Linked DNA regions of Homo sapiens: region 1 is linked to region 2. A link is an interaction called in ENCODE POLR2A ChIA-PET data of the cell type or tissue named here. Cell type or tissue: PC-9. All regions are shown on one strand. Links, peaks and the distances in the headings refer to the core of each region. The heading gives the core; the rest is flanking DNA.

What was found. Peaks named below come from ENCODE experiments on the same cell type or tissue, not always from the same donor. Only the 100,000 strongest peaks of a DNase experiment are listed, where the experiment ranks them.
Region 1: POLR2A ChIA-PET joins it to region 2 with 6 read pairs; 2 of 35 experiments call an interaction of 5 or more read pairs at or near these places.

What each region holds. Positions count from the first base shown.
Region 1 is chr14:53,256,064-53,264,631 of GRCh38, reverse strand. No RefSeq gene overlaps it. Among named protein-coding and RNA genes, the nearest start is that of DDHD1-DT, 110 kb to the right of the region's middle. RefSeq lists an enhancer at 3,825-4,386. In PC-9, for the core only: no CTCF peak of the experiment used is centred there; a DNase peak (open chromatin) is centred at 4,131; H3K27ac peaks cover 882 bases.
Region 2 is chr14:52,937,918-52,946,485 of GRCh38, reverse strand. All of the region lies in intron 2 of FERMT2 (FERM domain containing kindlin 2), which reads left to right. Among named protein-coding and RNA genes, the nearest start is that of FERMT2, 8.8 kb to the left of the region's middle. In PC-9, for the core only: no CTCF peak of the experiment used is centred there; no DNase peak of the experiment used is centred there.

The DNA.
Region 1 (8,568 bases), core at 368-8,367, 320 kb before region 2:
TGAGTAGTTGAACAAAGACTAGGTGGGGAAACATTCAGGACATCAGGGTTAATATAAAGGTTATTTTTCAGATCCTGAAAGGAGCACTAAATATAGCAAATAAAGATCACTACTAGCTAATACAAAAACACACTTAAACACACAGATCAGTGTCACTATAAAGCAATCACACAAACAAGCCAACATAATAACCAGGTAACATCACAATGACAGGATCAAATCCAGACATGTCAATACTAATCTTAAACATAAACAGGCTGAATGCCCCACTTAAAAGGCAGAGTGGCAAGCTGAATAAAAAAGCAAGACCCAATGGTATGCAGTCTTCGAGAGACCCATCTCACACAAAATGACACCCATAGGCTCAAAATACAGGGATGGAGGAAAATCTATCGAGCAAATGGAAAATAGACAAAGCAGGGGTTGCGATCCTAATTTCAGACAAAACAGACTTCAAACCAACATAGATCAAAAAAGACAAAGAAGGGCATTACATAATGGTAAAGGTTTCAATTCAACAAGAAGACCTAACTATCCTAAATATACATGCACCCAACACAGGAGCACACCGATTCATAAAGTAAGTTCTTAGAGACCTACAAAGAAACATAAACTCCCATGCAATAGTAGTGGGAGACTCCAACACTCCACTGACAGTATTAGACAGATCACTGAGGCAGAAAATTAACAAAAATATTCAGGACCTGAACTCAACATTGGACCAAATGTGTTTGATAGACTTCTATAGAACTCTTCACTCCAAAACAACAGAATATATATTCTTCTCATCACCACATGGCACATTCTCTAAAAGTGACCACATAACTGGAAATAAAACAATTACCTGCAAATGCAAAAGAACTGAAATCACACCAAACATATTCTCAGACCACAGAACCATAAAAATAGAAGTCAAGACTAAGAAAATCACTCAAAACCATGCAATTACATGAAAACAACATCCTCCTGAATGACTCTGGGTAAATAATGAAATTAAGGCAGAAATCAAGAAGTTATTTGAAACTAAAGAGAACTAAGATACAACATACCAGAATATCTGAGACACAGCTAAGGCAGTGTTAAGAGGGAAATTCACAGCACCAAATGCCTACATCGAAAAGTTAGAAAAATATCAAATTAACAGCCTAACATCACAACTGAAAGAATTCGTTCAAGAATCAACCCCAAGGCTAGCAAAACACAAGAAATAACCAAAATCAGAGCTAAATTGAGAGAAACAGAGACACAAAAAGAATTCAAAAGATTAATGAATCCAGGAATTGGTTCTTTGAAAAAATTAATAAAATGGATAGGCCAGTAGCTAGACTATAAAAGAAAAAAAGAGAGAAGATCCAAATAAACACTCTTAGAAGTGACAAAGGAAAGTTACCACTGACCCCAAAGACATAAAAATAACCATCAGAAACTACTAAGAACACCTCTATGCACACCAACTAAAAAACCATATACATCCTCCTCAGACTAAACCAGGAAGAAACTGATTTCCTAAACAGACCAATAATGAGCTCCAAAGTTGAATCAGTAATAAATAGCCCACTAACCAAAAAAAGCTCAGGACCTGATGGATTCAAAGCTGAATTCTACCAGATATACAAACAGGAGCTGGTACCACACCCACAGAAACTATTCCAAAAAAATTGAGGAGAAAGGACTCTTCCCCAACTCATTCTATGAGGCCAGCATCATGCTGATATCAAAACCTGGAAGAAACACACAAAAAAAGAAAACTTCAGGCCAATAACCTTGATGAATATTGATACAAAACTCCTCAACAAAATATTTACAAACAGAATCCAGCAGCACATTAAAAAGATAATCCACCATGATCAAGAAGGCTTCATCCCTGGGATTTAAGGTTGGTTCAAGATAGGCAAATCAGTAAGTGTGATTTATCACATAAACAAAACTAAAGACATTTTCCACATCATTATCTCAAAAGATGCAGAAAAGGCTTTCAATAAAATTTAGTATGCCCTCATGTTGAAAACTCTCAATAAACTAGATATTGAAGCAACGTTCCTCAAAATAATCAGAGCCATCTATGACAAACCCACAGCCAACATTATACTAAATGAGCAAAAGCTACAAGCATTGCCCTTGAGAACCAGCACAAGGATGTTCTCTCTTATATTCAACATAGTATTGAAAGTTTTAGCCAGAGCAGTCATGCAAGAGAAATAAAGCCCATCCAAATAGGAAGAAAGGAAATCAAACTATCTGTTTGTAGACAACATGATTATATATCTAGAAAACCCCATAGTCACAGCCCAAAAGCTCCTTCAGCTGATAAACAACTTCAATAAAGTTTCAGGATACAAAATCAATGTACAAAATTTACTAACATTCCTACATACCAACAATAGCCAAGCCAAGAGCCAAATTAGAAAGGCAATCCTGTTCACAATTGCCACAAAAAGAATAAAATACCTAGGAATCCAGGTGACCAGGGAGGTGAAAGATCTCTACAATGAGACTTGCAAAACACTGCTCAAAGAAATCAGAGAAGACACAAACAAATGGAAACACATCCCATGCTCATGGCTAAATAGTGTGAAAGTAAAATATCTTGGGTCCCCAAAATCACTAAGCTAAAGGTAAAAGTCAAGCTGAGAACTGATTACAGCAAAACTGACTCCCATTCTATTCAAAGTCACCCCTCTGCTCACTGAGATAATTGCATATCTGATTGTCTCCTTTGGAGAGGCTAATCAGAAACTCAAAAGAATGCAACCATTTGTCTCTTATCTACCTAAGACCTGGAAGCCCTCTCCCCACTTCCAGTTGTCCCACTTTTCTAGACTGAACCAATGTTCGTCTTACATATGTTGATTGATGTCTCATGTCTCCCTACAATGTATAAAACAAAACTGTGCTCTGACCACCTTGGGCCCATGTTGTCAGGCCCTCCTGAGGCTGTGTCATGGGCGCACATCTTCAATCTTGGCAAAATAAGCTTTCTAAATTAACTAAGACTGGTCTCAAATTTTGGGGATTCTCATTTTGGTAACCACGGAGAAATTGAGTGGAGGTGCCCCTCCTGACCTTTGAGAAATCTTCTATTGGTGCTTGGTACCAGCATGAGCTATCTTTATGGCTCAAACCAATATTACAATTTGCTGAGGTCTGGGAGCACCCCCCCAGAGTATCCTGGTCTCCCAAATTTGGTCATGATCTAAAGTTTATTTTGCTGTACAACTCCCTTTTTTGGGGGGTTTTACTTGCTTCCAACAAGGAAGGCAAGTTTTCCTGCTTCCATAATGATGGAAGGCAGAAAACTCCTTTACGGAGTTTGAGCTCATTTTCAACAGGGAAGATGAGTTTTGTTTCCTGCTTCTAGGATGATAGAGAGCCGTCTCCAGCATGAGACACATCCCTAGGTAAGTACCTGAATTGGGGTTTTGTCTTTGCTAAAGTTAACAACCAGCTGGTCTTAAGTTCTCCTTACCATTACAGCACTCAGTAATCATGTAAGTTGTGCAATCATTTGTTTTGCTTAACTGGTTTTGTTGTTGTTGTCATTTGTTTCTGTTTTTGTTGTTGTTTCAGTCTTTTTTCCCATTGGGTTTGATCAACTCTATCCAACTTCATCAAATCTGAAGGGAGTTCCAAATTATGGGGAACAAGACCTCTGAAGTGGCTAAATTCCCCCCAACCCCACCCCTCTGCCAACACACACACACACAAGGTGGTGGGGAGGAGGAAGAAAAATGGCCAGCAAAAGGAAAAAAAAAAAAAAAAAAAAACAAGAAAAAAGATGTAGAACACCCAATTCTGTCTCTGTTCAGGGCACCACTAGTGGCCTGCCACTGGTGGACTGAATAAAGTGGTGGACTGAACAAAGGGGGCGAACGTGGGAATAAAAGACAAAGACAAAAGAGTATATTTAGAAGAAGGGGTCGGGGGCACCTTGCCTCTAGTGGACAAGGGCCCTGAGCTTTACACAGCCCTCCATATTTATTAGACAAAAGAGCGAGAAGGGGGTTGGTGATTGTCGGATAATTGTCAGTCAGGCTTTTGGTTCACAGCAGGCTTGTGAGACTGCATCCTTTGAACAATAAGCGCTAGATTTCTCAGTAGATAACTTCAAGGAGCCCGGGGCCAGGGAGTGATGGCCCTCAGCAAACCTTTTGGTGGCAGGCACAGTGTGAGTTCGCTCACATCCTGCATTCATGATAAACAGTTTGTTATTTGATCATATAGCCTCCAGTGGAATGCTGAGTTGGTCATGATCCCTTTGGCCTTTTTGGCTCCCAACAAAAAGATTTTTGATTTTGACTACTAAGGGGCTTTATTTACATAACAAGACCACCTTTTTGCTAGCCAGGCCAAACTGAAAGAGCAATGGCTATACTTCTGAAATAATAGCAATTTGTCCTAGCTGAAATAGGGTAAAGAGATTTAAAAAGATTTTTTAAAGGAGCTCAATGGTTAAAAGTCAGCTTAATTAAAAGCTAACATCCAAGATGTGTGTGTGTATGTGTGCATATGTGTGTGTTTGTATTTAAAAGGCTTTCATGTTTTTGCTTTTGCTTTTCTCCTAGGACTTTGTCTCTTTTTTTGAGCAAAAGTTTATTTCTTCTTTGTTGACTAAATTATGTCTCTCCTTTCTCTTGTACCCTCTGCTGCATGTGGGACCTAAAATAGTTTATAATAGCCTTGGGTTCCTTAAAGAAAATGAAGAAGATGATAGACTCCCTTTGGGGGAGAAACCTGTTTTTCCTTATGGCACCCCAAGAATGTGAACAGTCAAGTTTCTCTCAGCTCTTAAACTGCTTACTTTTGTATTGTGTTACCTGTTTGTGTACATATATTTTTTGACTAAAATACTTATTGCAACAGAGGTTATCCTTGGCTTTTTAAGGAAGAATGTGGTTTAGACACTTAGAAATGTCTTGTTTTTAAAAAAATTTTTTAAGTGCACTGTAAAAGCATCATGTGGTCTAATCTCATAATAATTCTCCCTTTTTGGAGACCCAGGATTCAATGTGGGCTCTGCCCAGAGCTCAGATACCTAATTAAAAGGTAGATAGTTTCTATCTAAATAAAATTGGACTCCTTATACAATCCTATCATAGATTTCTATAATTTTATGTTTGGTTTGGCATCCATCTTTAGTCTCCTTCTAGCACCACCAGACTTTTTCTCTCTGTACCTTATGATGTAAATTTTACTATTTGATTTTCACCTGAGTTGTTTCCTTTAACATGCAAATATAAGGCTGTTTAGCTGACAACTGCCCAGGATTGTGAAATAGGTTTTCAAGAATCTGAAAATCTAAGACGGGAAAAAAAAAAAAAAGGTTTTTATAAATCTGGCTGGGAGCGGTGGCTCCATGCCTATAATCCCAGCACTTCGGGAGGCCAAAGCAGGCAGATTACCTGAGCCTGAGGTCAGGAGTTTGAGACCAGCCTGGCCAACACGATGAAACCCAGTCTCTACTAAAAATACAAAAATTAGCCAGGCATGGTGGCACGTGCCTGTAATCCCAGCTACTCAGGAGGCTGCGGCAAGAGAATCACTTGAACCAGGAGGTAGAGGTTGCAGTGAGTACAGATCATGCTACTGCACTCCAGCCTGGGAAACAGAGTGAGACTCCATCTCAAATAAATAAATAAATAAATCTATAAGATGTACTTCTATCAGCAAGCCTAATACATCTATGTATTTATGTGTTGTGTACACAATGTTTCACTACTGAAAATATATAAAGGAGTTCTGATTAATTGGCTTAAGAAAATAAAGTATTTGAAACACTTTATCTGGAAACAAGAAAAGATTAGTCGAATGCTTTTTCAAGTTTACATAACTTAAGTAAAATCTTAATAAATAATGTAGCTTTAAAATTATTGGTAAAGTAAATATTAGAAATATCTTAAAAATTGCCAGCATACATTTTCATGTACAATTATTAATCAAGCAATTTCATATTTATCCCTGCCAAATACCATAAGGTGTCAAAATTTGGTACAGAGGTTACAAAACTCTAAATGCAGCCCAAGACAGAATGACCTTTGCTTGTATAATTTTTAATAAATAAGATATTGATATTGGTTTAATAAAAATAGCTACATCTTGAATTTAGTAAAATTACCATAACTTCTAATCTTGTGGCTTTAGGCAGTCTAGTCCACAGGCAGTAAGATTTGTTCTAGGAAAGGACTGTTTATCATCTTCGTTTCAAAGCTAAACTATAAACTAAGTTCCTCCCAAAGTTAGTTCAGCCTATGCCCAGGAATGAACAAGGACAGCCTGGAGGTTAGAAGCAAGATGAAGTCAGTTAGGCCAAATCTTTTTCACTGTCTCAGTTATAATTTTGCAATGGCAGTTCCATAACTTTAAATAATGGCATTCACAGTTTTTATAATCTAAGTAAACAATTAAAATAAAATAATTAGGTAATGTAGCAGGATAAAAACTTGTAGACAACTCATCATAATTTAGATTCTAAAGTTATATTAAGTTAAATAATAGATATTTCATTATTTGGATATTGTCAAATAAAAACATATTTGTAGGAAAACATTCTTTCTAAAAATAAAAAAGGTGTGTCCTTTTAAAAAAAAGGTGGACAATTTTTGTCTAGTTCAAAGCTTATTTAAAGGTCATGTATGAAACAAGGTAAAAGGAACCAGAAAATAAAAGATATGTAAAGAAACTTATAAAAATAAAGAGTTTTGGTGTTTTTTTGGTAAGAAAGCTTGAAGAGAAATCATTTCATATGAGAAAGAATCTTGTATAGTAAATTGAGTCCTAGAGTAACATGACTGGTTGTTTAAGAAGGAGGGATGTTCAGCACAAACCAGAAACTGCAAGCATGTCATGAACAGTCTATGTAAGTCACAATAAGAGGATTTACTTTTTAGAAAACTTTTATATGATAAAGTTGTCACACTATTATTAAGTTTTGGTTTGCTTAGGAAAAAAACAGATTACAAATTTTTTTTATTTAAGGTTACTACATCCATGTATCTTTCTGTATGCACTTTTAAAGTATTTGTGACATTTAGTTACAGGGCTTTGACTGCAGGTCTAAAAAGGACACCACGTCCTTCTAAGTTTTAAACACTGATGGCAATTAAAGCCCCATCTTCAGGCCTGGTAGCAGATGCCAATCAAAATAAACTGCCTTCCTCAAACACTCTATTCAGGGGGTTGAATAGAAATTAAAGCTATTCAACCCCTCAAGGTCCAGGGACTATCACAGAAGAGGTGGACATGTAAGATTCTAAGGGCCAATTTTGAAAGATAAAATAAGTTCAGCTTCTCTATAAATTAATCATTAATGTCAAGACCATTGATGCAAGACCTACATATAGGCCCCTGTGTCAGATTAACAAGGTTTTCTTGAAGTATTAACTGACTCCTAAATAAAGATTATAAAGGTTATGAAAGGGTCTTACGGAAGTTATATCTTATCATTAAGATTAAAATTTTACAGATTGTTTATAAAATTTTGAAAAACAAATTTAATTGGCTTCATGCTGTTTTTATTAGGACTTATTGTTTGGAAAATTAAGACTCCTCTATCAAAGAAGGAAGGTTTTCACCTTTTTTTTTTAATCTTTGAGTTATCACTTTAGTCAAATGAATGACTTATTTTGCAATGACCTGTGATATCAAGTGTTTTAAACCTTTTATATTTGACAAACTTTCCAAAATCAAATTATAAATTATGTCTTTTTCTGATCTAATTAACCCTTTAAGATATTAGGTTTCTGGCCAGGTGCAGTGGCTCATACCTGTAATCACAGCACTTTGGGAGGCTGAGGGTGCCAGATTACCTGAGGTCGGGAGTTTGAGACCGCCTGGCCAACATGGTGAAACCCCATCTCTACTAAAAATACAAAAATTAGCCTGGTATGGTGGCATGTGCCTGTAATCCCAGCTACTCAGGAGGCTGAGGCAGGAGAATCACTTGAACCCAGGAGGGAGAGGTTGTGGTGAGCCGAGATCATGCCAATGCACTCCAGCCTGGGTGACAGAGTGAAACTCCATCTCAAAAAAAAAAAGATATTAGGGTCCCTAAAGTCAAAAAATGACATAATTTGGCTTATTTGGTGTAAAAATTATACAGGAAACATTGTCAAATATGAAATGGTGTTTGGTCTTCTTTAGTCTGTATTTGTATAAATATGTTATTGGTATGTGTTCCAAAATCATGGGAAACTCCTAAAGTTCTGATAAGACTTAGTGTACATTATCAGTAATAATTATAATTGTTATGTTAAATTATTGTGTGCCACAGAGGTAACAAATTTCCTTGTCAATTGTATCTTTGACTATGGCTTCCCTAAAACCTTTTGTCATCTATGGACAATTGTCTTGTTTTGATCCTCCTTAGAAGGTGGTTTTATAATCAGCTATAGAACTCTAACACGTGTTTTTAAATGCAGGATTCTGATAACTTTGAAGATTGTGACATTAGAATAGAAGAAAAAACTTTCAGGACTCTCATGAAGAGCTGAAATGTTCATGAATATCAAGCAGAACAGGAGTTAACTGTGTGAACTGAACTAACAGAAGACTAAATCAATCTTTTTAACATTT
Region 2 (8,568 bases), core at 160-8,159:
GAGATGGGTCTTGCTTTGTTGCCCAGGCTGGTCTTGAACTCCTGGCCTCAAGCAGTCCTTCCACCTTGGCCTCCCAAAGTGTTGGGATTACAGATGTGAGCTGCCATGCCTGTTTTTTTTTTTTTAATCAAAGACAAATTTCAAACGTGTATAGTGTTTTTTAAAAGAAAAATTTTAAATATGAAATATCAGGGATAAGGATTATAAAAACAAGACATCAAAATAAAATTGTCTTCAAAAATAAATTTTGTCAAGAAGAGGCCCAATTTTATGGGATTCCTCTGGAGGTCATTGAGAAGTATTAAATCCTTGGCTGGGCACGGTGGCTCATGCCTCTAATCCCAGCACTTTGGGAGGCCAAGGCGGGCAGATCAGAAGGTTAGGAGCTCGAGACCAGCCTGGCCAATATGGTGAAACCCCGCCTCTACTAAAAATGCAAAAATTAGCCGGGTATGGTGATGGGCACCTGTAGTCCCAGCTACTCGGGAGGCTGAGACAGGAGAATCGCTCGAACCCAGGAGGCGGAGGTTGCAATGAGCCGAGATAGTGCCACTGCACTCCAGCCTGGCAGACGCTAAATACCAAGTGGATCTGTTCACTGAGTTTTAGTATCACTTTTTAAAATGTCTTTTTAAAACTTATGTGTACAATTAAATTTCCACCTTTCTATAAAAATTCATTTTAAACGGAGAATAAGGAATTTATTATAATCTGGAGCTCACTGAATGGAAATCTCCAGCCAGCTCTGTGAGCAGAGAGGAAAAAATAGGTGATCTCTAAGTTTCCTCTAGCTCTGATTCTATGAGTAGAGAGAATGTAGAAGTTGGGTTAGATCAAGTCACACAATCTACAAGGGAAAAAAATGCAAATTGGAAGACTCAGGAGTAACTAAAAAGAAACATATGAAGTTGCTTTAGAAAGATTGAGGATTAGGCCGGGAGTGGTGGCTCACGCCTGTAATACTAGCACCTTGGGAGTCTGAGGCAGGTGGATCACCTGAGGTCAGGAGTTCTAGACCAGCCTGGCCAACATGGTGAAATCCCCGTCTCTACCAAAATTACAAAAAAAAAATTAGCCAGGCATGGTAGCGGGCGCCTGTAATCCCAGCTACTCAGGCTGAGCCAGGAGAATCGCTTGAACCTGGGAGGCGGATGTTGCAATGAGCTGAGATCACACCACTGCACTCCAGCCTGGGTGATGAGCGAGATTCCGTCCCCCCGCCCCCAACCCACAAAAAAAAAACAACAACAAAAAAACATAGAACAATTGAGGATTGGCTGGGTGCGGTAACTTACGCCTGTAATCCTAGCACTTTGGGAGGCCGAGGCTCAGAAGTTGTTTGCTTGAGCTAGGAGTTTGAGACCAGCCGGGCAACATGGTGAAATCCCGTTTCTACAGAAAAACAGAAAATACAAAAATTAGCCAGGCGTGATGGCACGCACCTGTAGTCCCAGCTACTCGGGAGGCTGAGACAGGAGGATTGCCTGAAGCTGGGAGTTTGCAGCTGCAGTGAGCTGTGATTACACCCCAGCACTCCATTCCTGGGCAACAGAGCAAGACTCTGTCTCCAAAAAAAAAAGAAAAAGAAAATCTGAGGATTATATTTCTGAACGTGGCCTTTAGAAAGAAGTCCTTGCTTTAAAAGTGTGTCATGTTCTTGCCATATAATAATGAAAAAAGTTCATTTATGTTGGAGTTGCATGTTAGGATCAAGTTAGATTGTGAACTTAGCACATGTGACCAAAAAAAGAAATAGATTTTAATAAAGTTACCACTAAAAATCCCTTAACGTGATCATTAAGTATGGTATACGTTCATTGCATCTCACAGAAGTGGAAAATAGCTAGTTTTTCCTCTAGGAACTCCAAAAATAAGTTTCATTAATTGAGCACCAGATGAAGAAACTGGCTTACATGAGGGGCTTCGTTACACAAAAAAATACTTTAAACACTAGGATTAGAGCTTGGCAAGATGCACACTGGGAAAGAGGCATACGTAACTGGACAGCTCCCTTATACCCTGGCTTAGTGCTCCCTGGGGAAGGTGTGTGCTTATTTGGTGGAATGGTGCCTATGCAGTTGAAATCCTTAGTTTTTCCCCTTGAGGGCTCACAACTGAATTCATGGAAATTAATGCCTACATGATGCATCCTCATTGCATTCATAGTGAAATACATTAACATTATAAGAAATTTTTTTAAATCTTGGGGGTGGAGTAGGAAACAATGTTAAAATCTTATTAAAGTGAATTAAGTTTTGGTTAAATCTGATAGTAAGTTTACTCAGTGTTTAAAACACTGTTCATGATCCATAGGAAGTGAATTAAATTGTATCAGTTTCTTAGCAAATTTTAAGTTCTTTAAAAGTGGAGGACAGTACTCAAGTTTTACTGTAATCCTGTGACAGCTAATAAAGTATGAGCTATTCCTTAGAGTATGTGCTATTTGCTGCCTTTTGTTTTTGTTTTGCTGCTATGTTTTATACCCAGTTTTTTAAAGTAAAAAACTGTTTGTTTCCAACTAGAGTTAACTTATTTATAGAGATGCTAAAAATATGTTTATTCAATTACTTATAAAAGGCCTTGTTGGAAATGTCTAATCGCTCGCTATTGAAGAGAATGGAAAGAAAATATGTAAAATTTTACCTGTTATCTTTGGCTCTTAATTTTTAAAAGTTTCAAACATCTAAGTTCAAGAGTAATTGAGTGAACACTGCGTAATCTTCATCTAGACACCAGTTAGTATTTTGCCATTTGAATTTTCTATACACACAAACATACACATGTTGGGGAGCAGTTGGATGAAGTTTCAGACTTACTCATAACCTTTGATTCCTAAATATTTAAATATGTATCACCTAAGAACAAGAAACTTCTCTTGCATAATTACAGTATAGTGATCACATTCAGGAAATTCAACATTGATTCACTTCTGTCATCTAATATGCATCCATTTTCAAAATTTGCCAGTTGTCCCAATAATGGCCTTTGTTTTTTTCCCATCCAGAATCTCATTTCGCATTTAGTTGAAAGGGCCTCTTAATCTCCTTTGATATACAGAACAGCCACCAAGTGTGGAGCTACAGGAGATTATATAATAAATGGCTTATTGACATTACATTAAGATACATGTAAAATGATAGTATCTGTTTGTAAACTTTATGGCCACCCTGTAGAACAGTTCCTCAGCCTTGGTCTTTTAAGACATTGTTTAACCTTTTTAAAATAAGGTTCTTAGTATCAGTGCAAATTTCACTTCAGAGTGATTTTTTTTTCTTTTGAGACAGAGTTTTGCTCTTGTCACCCAGGCTGGAGTGCAGTGGCACGATTTCAGTCCACTGCAACCTCCGCCTCCCAAGTTCAAGTGATTCTCCTGCCTCAGCCTCCCAAGTAGCTGGGATTACAGGCACCCGCCACCACGCTAATTTTTGTATTTTTAATAGAGATGGGATTTCACCATGTTGGCGAGGCTGGTCTTGAACTCCTGACCTTAGGCGATCCGCCCACCTCGGCCTCCCAAGGTGCTGGGATTACAGGCATCAGCCACCACGCCTGGCCAAGAGTGATATTTTTATAGGTTCTTTTTCACATACTTTATTTTTAAAATTTAGTTTACTTCTTAGCTTACTATTAAATAAGCTGTTAATAATAGTTTTAGACATCATTGGATGTAGGTTTCCCATAATGTCAGCTGTTCTCAGACTGTAGTAGGTGCTGATGGAGGCACAGATTATTAAGAAATAACAGGTTGCCTAGTGTGTCAGAAGATCTGGATTCAACTTCTGGCTCTGTCTGCTACTTTACTGGTTAGTATGACCTTTGGACAATGAATCCAACCTGAGTGGGTTTTGACTTCTATAAAATAGAAATTGAAAAAAATTTTCTTGGGGCGGGCGGGGTGGCTCACGCCTGTAATCCTAGCACTTTGGGAGGCCGAGGCAGGTGGCTCACGAGGTCAGGAGATCAAGACCATCCTGGCTAACACGATGAAACCCCGTCTCTACTGAAAATACAAAAAATTAGCTGGGCGTGGTGGTGGGCGCCTGTAGTTGCAGCTACTCGGGAGGCTGAGGCTGGAGAATGGTGTGAACCCAGAAGGGGGAGCTTGCAGTGAGCCGGGATCGCGCCACTGCACTCCAGCCTGGGTGACAGAGCAAGACTCCATCTCAAAAAAAAAAAAAAGAAAAAGAAAAACATTTTCTCACAGGTTTTGGTGAGAATTAAATGAGATAATACATATATATTGATACTACATGTATATATACTTTATATAAACTATTTGTGTTATGCAAATGAGAGTGGATACTTCTCTGTGGCATTGAGTCTCTGAGTATATGAAAGTAGGAAGGAAAAAAAGGAAAAGTAGGTTAAAATATAATCTAGTATATTTAATAAGTTCCAGCTTTACTGGTGGGGAATTGCACTCCTCAAAAAAAGCTTAGTTTAGGATTGCTTTCTGTTCCCACCCTCTAAACAACAAGAAAAAATAGCTGTCATTTTACTTTCCCGCCAACTTCCAAACACACACCTGCCTCTGCAGTGTAAGAGAGCTATTTAAGTACCATTTTAATAAGATTTCTGAAATGCAGGGGACCAATAAGTGGATGATGGTATTCCAGGTATTTGAAAAATCTAAAACCATGAAAGCATCAGTAGTAAATTAATTCTCTACTTAATATATTCTATAAGAGCAGTGTTTTTAGTTCATTTATAGCAAAGGCACATGAAAACATTGGGCCTATTTAGAAACTAATGAAAGTAGTTTCAGAAAAAAGCTAATGTATGCAGTATTCCTATTTAAATAATTATTTTACTGACAAATTAATGCTTATGCCATGGAACATTTAAAATTGGTATATATGCCCAGTGAGAAGTAAACAAATACATCTGAAAGTGTATTTTTAAATAATTCTTTTATTTTGTAATTAAGAAGTGTGACTTCTGCACTTGGGTTTGTGGTTACAAATTCATATTCGTTATAATTCATTCTTTAACAAATTAGTTGCATAATTACTATATAATTGTTTTTCCTGTTAATTTTTTTTCTTAGTGTCAGGCTCATTGAGGTCTGATTGACATATAGTAAAATTTATCCTTCTTAGTATAATATTCTGAGTTTTGACATGTAAAACTACCACAGTCAAGATAGAAAACTTTTACAGTACTCCCAAAAGTTTCCTTTGTAACCGTCTCATCGCCTCAAACCCAGATCCTAAAAACCAGTGATAATTTGCCTTTTCTAGAATGGCCTGCAAATGGAACCATTCAGTTCTAGCTCTTTGAATCTGGTTTCTTTCACTTAGCATAATACATGTTAGCTTCGTTCATGTGTTTGTATCAATAGTTTTTTATCACTGAGTAGTAGTCCATTGAATGGATTATTTCACAGTTTGTCCATTTAGCAATTGAAGGGCATTTGGGTTACTCCCAGTTTTAGGAGATGATGAATAAGGCTGCTGTAAACATCCGTGTGAATGCATATTTTCATTTTTCTGGGGTAACTACCTAGGTGTGGGATTGCTGGGTGGTATAGTAAGTATATGCTTGAAGTTAGAAGAAACTGCCAAACTTTTTCATAGTGGCCACGTCACTTTACTTTCCTGTCAGTATTGTATGAGAGTTCCAGTTGCTGTCAGGTCTACCCTACCCTTGTTACTGTCAGAATTTAGTGTCGTTTGTTTTAATTTTAGCCATTCTAATAAGTAAGTAGTACTATCTCATTGTGATTTTAATTTGCATTTCCATAATGACTAACCTACTGGCTAAGTCAGTTTTTCAATTTCTAGAATCTCAGTATAGATAACACAGAATAAACTATCATTTAAGTTTGTTCCTGTCTCTTTGGAATGTGTAATGTATTAGGATTCTTTGAAAATAGTTCTTCAAATGTGGTAACTCTAAAGTAGAAGATACATAAACAGTATCTGAAGATATCTGAATGTCTTTAAATATATCTACAGCCATACTCTTGTGGATTAAAGGGTCAGTATACAAATCCTGATCTATTTCCCTTCTTTGAGAATATTATGAATAATTAATTGTTCATAGTAACTCACCTAGAGTTACATAGTAAAACATTTTGAAAGTTAATTGAAAATGATGTCTTATGGTATTTTCTCTCAACTTCATTAATGCTGCTTGGAAGTGAATTCGTGTATATGAGAAAAAGAGATAAGCAGTAAATGATTAAAATTTGAGGTTTACGTTTTGATTTCCTTCCATGATTCAGGTTTCAGGTTTCAGACTTAATTATCTGTCATTTAGATACATAAGGACCAGCCAGTGTCAGTGCATCCTTGGGGTGACCTTTCTACACATATCAAGGTTATTGGGCTGATAACCTCCAGCCCAGAGAAGGTGACATCTACTTTAGAATCGGAAGGGAGTCTTTTCTCAGATATTTAACTGTCTTATTTTTACATCATGTTGTAACTAAAAAATACATTAGGTATTTAAAAAATCAATTATAATTTCAAAGCATCAGTGTAATGATGTTTTTGATATCTTTTTCTTAATGGAATACTCAGGGTTATGAATAAAACACCAATAAAGTGCTAGCATTATTGATTGTAGATGAAGTTGTCTACTGGGTAAGTGCTTCCCAGCTTAATGTTCCTTAATGTAGTTCCTGGGTTCAGATCTAAGAATTTTATAACCTTTGAAATTAAAAATAACTTGAAAAAAGCAGATGATTCCTGTATCAATGTTAAAAGTCTTATGCAAGGTGGCAATGATTTCTGTTGCCAAGATGGAATGCCCTTGGTATGGAGCATAGACTGAGAGGCAGCCCACCCACGTCAGAATCCTGACTTGACCATATACTAGCTGTATGACCTTGGGCTGTGTGACCTGTCTGTGCCTCTGGTTCCTCATCTGGAAAATGGGGATAATAACAGTATCTTTGGATTATTATAAGGATTATGTTAGTTAATACACATGAAGTGTTTAGAATAGTTTTTGTAAATGTAGCTATGATGATAATTACAGTTCCAGCTATTTTAGTGTTTGTAGATTTTCTCCCTGTGCTGAGCCAGATAAATACCAGTATTATAAAAGATTGAGAATGTGCCTTTTAAAAGGAAGCCAAATAGTTCTTTGTTTTTTTTTTTTTTTTTGAGACCGTAGTCTCACTCTGTCGCCCAGGCTGGAGTGCAGTGATGTGCTGTCAGCTCACTGCAACCTTCACCTCCCAGGTTCAAGCGATTCTAGTGCCCCAGCCTCCTGAGTAGCTGGGATTACAGGCACGCACCACCATGCCCTGCTATTTGTTGTATTTTTTTTTTTTTTTTTTTTTTTAGTAGAGATGGGATTTCACCATGTTGGCCAGGCTGGTCTTGAATTCCTAACCTCAAGTGATCCACCCACCTCTGCCTCCCAAAATGCTGGGATTACAGACGTGAGCCACCACACCCAGCCAGAAGCCAAATAGGTCTGACATACTCTTTACCATATTAGGAATTGATTTTAAGTTTATTGTGCTACTTTGCATCATTATTAGTAATACTATAAAGAATTAAAGTATGAAGATCATCTAGAAGCAGATTTTATGCTTCCACATATACAAAATTATAGACTCACTATGCTAAGATAGGGAGTGTTTCCATAAATTCAATATTCTGGTTAGACAAATACCTTCTTTAAAAGGTGAATTTTACAGCACTTAGGGAGGCCAAGATGGGCAGATCACTTGAGGCCAGAGTTGGAGACCAGCCCAGCCAACATGGCGAAACCCTGACTCTACTAAAAATACAAAAATTAGCTGGGTGTGGTGGTTCATGCCTATGGTCTCAGTTACTTGGGAGGCTGAGGCAGGAGAATCACTTGAACCTGGGAGGTGGAGGTTGCACTGAGCCGAGATCGCACCACTGTACTCCAGCCTGGTTGACAGAGTGAGACTGTGTCTCAAAAAAAAACTAAGTGAACTTTGTTAGCGACTAAGAACTTACTCTAAGATGTGGCCAACTTATTGGTTACATATGACCTTGGGCAAGTTATTTTAACTTCTGATTATTTAGTCTCACTTAGCTTTAGTTTACTTGTTTTGGGGGCTAATGTATTGACTAAATATGGTATTTAAAGGATTAACAATTCTTGATAATTAGTAGAATGACTATACTAAGAGCTCAATAAAATGTAATCTACAGTTATCCTTCAAATACCATGTAAACTTAAAATATAAATTTCAACTGTGATTTTCAGTATTCTGATTGCTTTGTTTTCATTTTATTTATGTAGTATTTAACCATAAACCCCTTCTTATTTAATCTCTTGCTGAAACCATTTTAAAAGATTTTCTTGCCTTTGTAAATTCTGTTTAGTGGTTGTGAAGTGTCTGAATACATTCCTTGAAGTCACTGACTGGGTTTGAATACCAGCTTCAGTACTTACAAGCTTTGTGACCCTGTGCCACGTTATTTAACATCTTCGCAACTTAGTGTCCTTATAAACAAAATAAGTGTAGTAATCTTACCACTTAGGGTTGTCGTAAGGATTAAATGCAGACACATGTGTAAAGCACTTAGAGCAGTTCTTGGCACATAGTAAGTAGTAGTTAGACTAATAATTGTTTTA